Linked DNA regions of Homo sapiens: region 1 is linked to region 2. A link is a contact called in ENCODE Hi-C or POLR2A ChIA-PET data. All regions are on one chromosome and are shown on one strand. The core of a region is the stretch at or near the end of the contact, and the rest is flanking DNA. Distances in the headings are between cores, read along the strand shown.

Region 1 (2,819 bases), core at 24-2,523, 340 kb before region 2:
TGAAGATGCTTCTGCTCTAAAGTGTTGATTGTTGAACGAGGCAGTGGCAGTGGTGCTGTTTCAGATTGTGGCTGTGTGTTGGGGGATCCAGGCCTGGGGGACATAGTCACAGAATGGCAGGTGCTGGCTGGCTCACCACAGTGGGGAGCTTTCCAGATAATTCTGACAAATCAGACTGCTTCAAAAGGATATGCTCTTTTATATTTGGAAAGAAAGAAATGTCTTTTAGTCTGGGTGCTATGGCTCACACCTGTAATCTCAGCACTTTGGGAGGCCAAGGTGGGTGGATCACCTGAGGTCAGGAGTTCAAGACCAGTCTGGCCAACATGGTGAAACGTCGTCTCTACTAAAAATTCAAAAATTAGCCAGGCGTGGTGGCAAGTGCTTGTAATCCCAGCTACTTGGGAGGCTGAGGCAGGAGGATTGCTTGAGCCTGGGAGGCAGAGGTTGCAGTGAGCCAAGATCACTCACTGCACTCCAGCCTGGGTGATAAAGGAAGACTCCGTCTCAAAAAAAAAAAAAAAAAAAAAAAAAGAAAAATAAAAATAAATGTCTTTTAAAAAATATTTTAACAGAAATTTAAACTTGAGCGGCAGACCTTGCCTTGAGGGCTGGAGACTGGGAAGTGTTTCCTAAGGAGCCAGGGGAAATAATTCTGTCTCCTGGTAATGAAGGTCTGAGTGGTGTCTGACAGTGCCTAACTGCCTGCTCTGTACCAGGCTGGAATACTGTGATGAACAAGGAGCCCACAATCTAGTGGGGGCCATAGACAAGCAACTGGGCAATCTTACTGCTGCGTGCTCAGTTTTATGATTGAGAGCTGTTGGGTGTTGGGGTGGAGAATGGACTTCTTACCTTGTCTTAGGTGAGACCTGATCAAAGAAGGCTTCCTGGAAGGAGTGATGTCCAAACCAACCTCACTAATATACGTTGGAATTAATCCCCTTTTCAGGCTAATACTGTTGTAAAAATAAACCAGAGCCCTGTTTTGGTTTTTGTTTATACCCAAAACAAAAATGGAGAGACTGAACTTGGTATTCCAGCCGTCTAGAATACTTTTCCAGCTTTGTAGTTTGCCATTCCCCTGTGTTGATTAACCACCCCTTCCCAGGGCATGCCAGGCTCTCTGTGACTGCGATGCCTCTGCATGCACTATTCTCTTTGTTCTGCCTGCCTGATGTCTCTTGGCCCTTCAGGAAGAATAGTTACTTCCTCCAGGATAGCCTCTTTGATTCCTTCTATGGTACGTTGAGTGCACATCCTGTGAGCTCACACACAGGGCTGGTTTCATAATTCATACTTCCCCTGTACTGAACTGTCTGTCTGCTTTTTCATTCCTCCATGTAGCCTGGAGGCAGAGGCAGCATCTTTCACGAAGCCTAGCATGTCCTAGGCACCCAAGCACTATTTGCTGATGAACAAATTTAGCAGCTTCGAAGATTACAGCCATATGTGTATAATTGAAACTCTTGGTTCCAGTCAGCTTTAAAAGAGAGTGCCATTGACTGAAGAAAGTGAAATAGATTTTATGCATGTGGTCTAGTTATTAATTTCATAAAGCTTTTTACAATCCTTTGCATTTTATACCTCTTTTACTTTTTGTCTGAGTAACCAATAAACCGAGTAATTCATAGTTCCCATTTCTTGCCAACTACTAATGTGTATCATTAAATCTGACCACAGTGATTTATTAATTAGAAGTCTTCTGGTTGTCAACAAAAATCAGTTTTACTTACTATATGCCAGAAAAAGGGGAAGATGTGATGAAGACACTGGAGTGTCTCATAGAATCCAAGATCAGGAACACACTCAGGCTTCTGGAAGAACTGGTCCCAGGAATTGGAAAGCCATCAGCAATCCTGAGGGTCCTTTCTGTTTATGTCTTTCTTTCTGCAAAGCTTTTACTCATCTTTCTTACTAACTGGCTTTCTCTGCCACTCTGTCGGTAGAGGGTGGCCTCCCACAGCCCTAAACTATGCAGCCAAGTTCTAGCCAAATGGAAAGCCTGTCTTTCCATCTCAATTCTAAATTCTCTAAGACTTGGGCTAGGCTTGGGTTAGATGTCTATCCCTGGACTAGTCAGCTGTGGCCAGGAGCGGAGACATGCTGCACATATCTGTCTGCCTCTGCTCACCTCCGAAAAGTAGGTGGGAAGATAGAAAAAGGGGTAGGGAGGCAGCAGACAGAGAGACAGACAGCAGAGAGACATTGTAAGGCTGGCAGACACCTTATAAATATCTAATATGGTGAGTCTCCATAAACTACTACCCTTAAACTATATCATAGGATCACTTCTAGGTTATTTTGTTAAAAAAAGTCAGTCCTAGGTGAAACTTAAAAAATTTAACTTTAAAAAGACGATATCTTTTAAAATATGCATATAATTTGAGACTCTTAAGGTAACGGGATATTCACTATAGTTAGTAAGTCTTAGCTTTGTGTGTATATATGATTTTTATGCATGACACTCTTTAATTGCTGGGAGGTTCTAGCAGCTCTGTCCAGCAGAAATACAAGATAAGCCACATTTGTAATTTAAGGTTTTCTAGTAGCCACATTGAAAAAGTAAAATGAAAAAGGTGAATTTAATTTTAATGTATTTTATTTAACCCCAGTTTCCCAGATATAATCGTTATATGAATATAAAATTAATGAAATGTTTTACATTCTTTTAAAAACCTTTGAAATATGGTGTGTATTTTATGCTTTAGCAAATCTCAGTTTGGACCATTTCAGGTGGTCAGCAATTACACATGGCTAGAACTAAGAGCAATCAGTTTTCTTCCACAGTTTTTCTAAAATTTTCTTGTCAAAAATCT
Region 2 (2,960 bases), core at 182-2,681:
CAGCATCACTGCTTTGCCACCTCTGAATGTACTTTCCCTCTATCCTGCCCATGGTGTTATTGCTAGTTCATAAAGTTGTAAACTGTGAAACTGCTCCCTTCATAAGAAAATTACCAAAAAAAAAGTTCAGATCACATGGATTTATACCAGTGCAGTTAAATTTCTAGCCTGCCCAAGGCCAGATCAAGACCCTATTTTGGATATGGTGAGCCAGGTTTTACATTGCTAACACACTGAGATATGAAACTTACGACCTATGCCTTTTTGTACAGGAAAGGGTAAAAGCAGGAATTGGCCCAGGCCATGGCTCATACCTGTAGTCCCAGCACTTTGGGAGGCTGAGATGGGCAACAGATCTCTTGAGCCCCAGAATTCAAGACCAGCCTGGACAATGTGGCAAAAACATGTCTTTACAAAAAATACAAAAATGACCCAGGTGTGGCCGGGCGCGGTGGCTCACGCCTGTAATCGCAGCACTTTGGGAGGCCAAGGTGGGCGGATCATGAGGTCAGGAGATCGAGACCATCCTGGCTAACATGGTGAAACCCCGTCTCTACTAAAAATACAAAAAAAAAAAAAAAATTACCCAGTTGTGGTGGCATGCGCCTGTAGTCCCTGCTACTAGGGAGTCTAAAGTGGGAGGATCGCTTGAGCCTGGGAGGTTGAGGCTACAGTGAGCCGAGATCACACCAATGCACTCCAGCCTGGCCAACAGAGTGAGACTCTGTCTTTAAAAATAATAATAAAATAAATAAAGCAGGAATCATGAATGAAAAAGAATAGGCTTTTATTAATGGAGATTCAATCTTTGTTTCAGCTTACAAATACGAATATTTTTACACTCATTAGCCCTCTGTGAAGATTCTCCTCTCCTCAGTGGCATGTAGCCTGAGAGCCAAATCCTGTTTGATTTCTGATCACATCACCTGTCCCTTGCTTATTAGCTTTCTCTACTTTGGTTTTGGAAAACAGAGTTTCAAGTATTCTCTTTCTTTTCTACTCTGACAGTGTCAATGAAAATGGCCTGTCTTCAGTGGCTTTTAGGGGCTCTGTGGCAATGCTAGCAGAAAGCAGGGCCTGAGCCCATTTGGTGGCTCTTGAGTCTCTGAGTTGTCTGAAGAGTCCTGCCTCCATTTCAGGAAAGTGGGAGCAGAGGGTGACAGCTGAAGAGACAGGAACGACTTGAGAAACCCCAAAGTTTCCTTCAGCCTGCACCTCCCCCAGCCCCCTCATTACTCACTTCCCCTAGCCAGGCTCACGTGGCTGCTGGGCTGAGTCGCCTCAGCTGCCGTGGCAGTGTCACCACCTCCATCCTCACTGGCCAGCAGCGGGAAGCCGTTGTTCCATTAGAGTCAGCCGCTGGTTGCTTGTTCATCTTTTGGTGTGAGCCCTCCCAGGATATTTCCTGGAACGCTGGAGGGAAACATTTCTTCACCCAGCCTTTCCAGGCTTCAGCTCATCGTAGTCTTTGCCTTCCCATTCTCACGAAGGCGGGGAGACCTTTGTCCAAGAAAGGGAATTCAGGTTACTCACCCACAGCATGCTGCTGTGCTTTCGTTTAGCATTCTGCCCATTTGGCCCTCGGCATTTTGGGAAGCTCTGCAGCTTGGCCTGGGGCTACTAATGGGCAGGATCCCACCCAATCTGTTGAGAACCTCAAAGACAGCATCACTGCTGTGGGTTAGGAAGGACTCTTGGCACCTCGTATTCAGATTCTGTCTCTCATTAGTATCATCATCTTTGAAGACAGACAGCAGAATTCTCCACTTTTGCCCCCATCTCCTACCTTGGAATCAAAATATTCTCCTTCTCCCAGCCTCCTAAGTAGGAATTGATTTGCATCAGGCAGTTTGACTCAGTAATGCAGTCAGCCTTCCTGAGGAGTTGACGCGTAGGCAACTTCACCTGGTGCCCCGCAGCTGATGGCTTTTAGATCACGAGTCTCTGTCCTCCATCTGTCCCCTCGACTCTAGGCTTCCCAGGTGAACAGGCTTCCCTCAAGGCTGCCTCCGTGCCTCCACCCACCTCTCCAAACTTACCTCTAGCCACACCTCACTGCAGATCGGCCCCAGAAGGGTGCTGTCAGCCTCTGTCTGCTCCAGAGGGTCCCTCCACATGCAGTTCCAGCAACCCCCACCCCAGCCCTGTCTCCACAAGTCACAACCCTGCCCACACACCAAGGCAGCAGGAGAGTCTGTACCTTCCCACCAGCCCCCAGAAAAGAGAGAGAAATTGAAAACCGAAGATTAAGTTTCTCTCCTTTCTGTGAATCCCCTTAGCCTGGGTCTGTGACAGAGGTCCTACCAGGGACATTTGCTCAAGATTCAGACTCAAGGGGGCTTCCAGTTCTAGCCAATGATACGATGGTTTGTGGAGAGCTTGTCCCGAGCATGGGGCTCCACTTTATATCCTCCATGTTTTCCCGAAGAGTCTTTTCGCCCTTACTTACAAAAACTGTTAGTGTCACTTGTGGACACTCCACAGTGGTGAAACCATTTCCTGAGCTCAGGATCCGTGTCTGCCAACCTTGTAAGTGCCCCTCTTGGGTGGTAACTTAGTGCCCAGAGACCCCCTGCCCAAGTCCCTCTGTGTCGCCAGCCATGGTGTTCCTAGATATGCCATGTGTTGCAACTGTCTTTTGAGCCACTCTCATGATGGGCTTCTTAATTTTAACTTTGTGTTTCTTAACTTGTAACTTCTAATAAGTGGTCCTTTATAATTTCCTATATTTTAAATTTAGTTCTGGCCCAGCACAGTGGCTCACGCCTGTAATTCCTGCACTTTGGGAGGCCAAGGCGGGCAGATCACCTGAGGTCAGGAGTTCAAGACCAGCCTGGCCAACATGGTGAAACCCTATCTCTACTAAAAATACAACAAATTAGCCGGGCGTAGTGGCATGCCCCTCTAATCCCAGCTACTTGAGAGGCTGAGGCAGGAGAATCACTTAAACCCGGGAGGCA

The links. A loop is a pair of places that touch in the nucleus more often than their neighbours do. ChIA-PET counts read pairs that join two places held with the same protein, here RNA polymerase II (POLR2A). Pooled maps may share reads with other maps.
Region 1: a loop to region 2 is called in a pooled map, with 2.7 times the contacts of the local background. The contact joins two enhancer-like sites. A Hi-C loop is called at or near these places in 1 of 37 single-sample maps with no recorded cell type and 2 of 50 pooled maps. POLR2A ChIA-PET finds 5 or more read pairs at or near these places in 2 of 52 experiments (PC-9 and naive thymus-derived CD4-positive, alpha-beta T cell).

The regions. Positions count from the first base shown.
Region 1 is chr18:49,397,650-49,400,468 of GRCh38, reverse strand. All of the region lies in intron 2 of DYM (dymeclin), which reads left to right. Among named protein-coding and RNA genes, the nearest start is that of DYM, 62 kb to the left of the region's middle. Within about 2 kb of position 1,273, at least 5 of the 41 ENCODE cell types and tissues checked have a DNase peak (open chromatin) inside an H3K27ac peak, as active enhancers do.
Region 2 is chr18:49,054,327-49,057,286 of GRCh38, reverse strand. The region is part of intron 17 of DYM (dymeclin); the gene reads left to right. Among named protein-coding and RNA genes, the nearest start is that of MIR4744, 6.0 kb to the right of the region's middle. Within about 2 kb of position 1,431, at least 12 of the 41 ENCODE cell types and tissues checked have a DNase peak (open chromatin) inside an H3K27ac peak, as active enhancers do.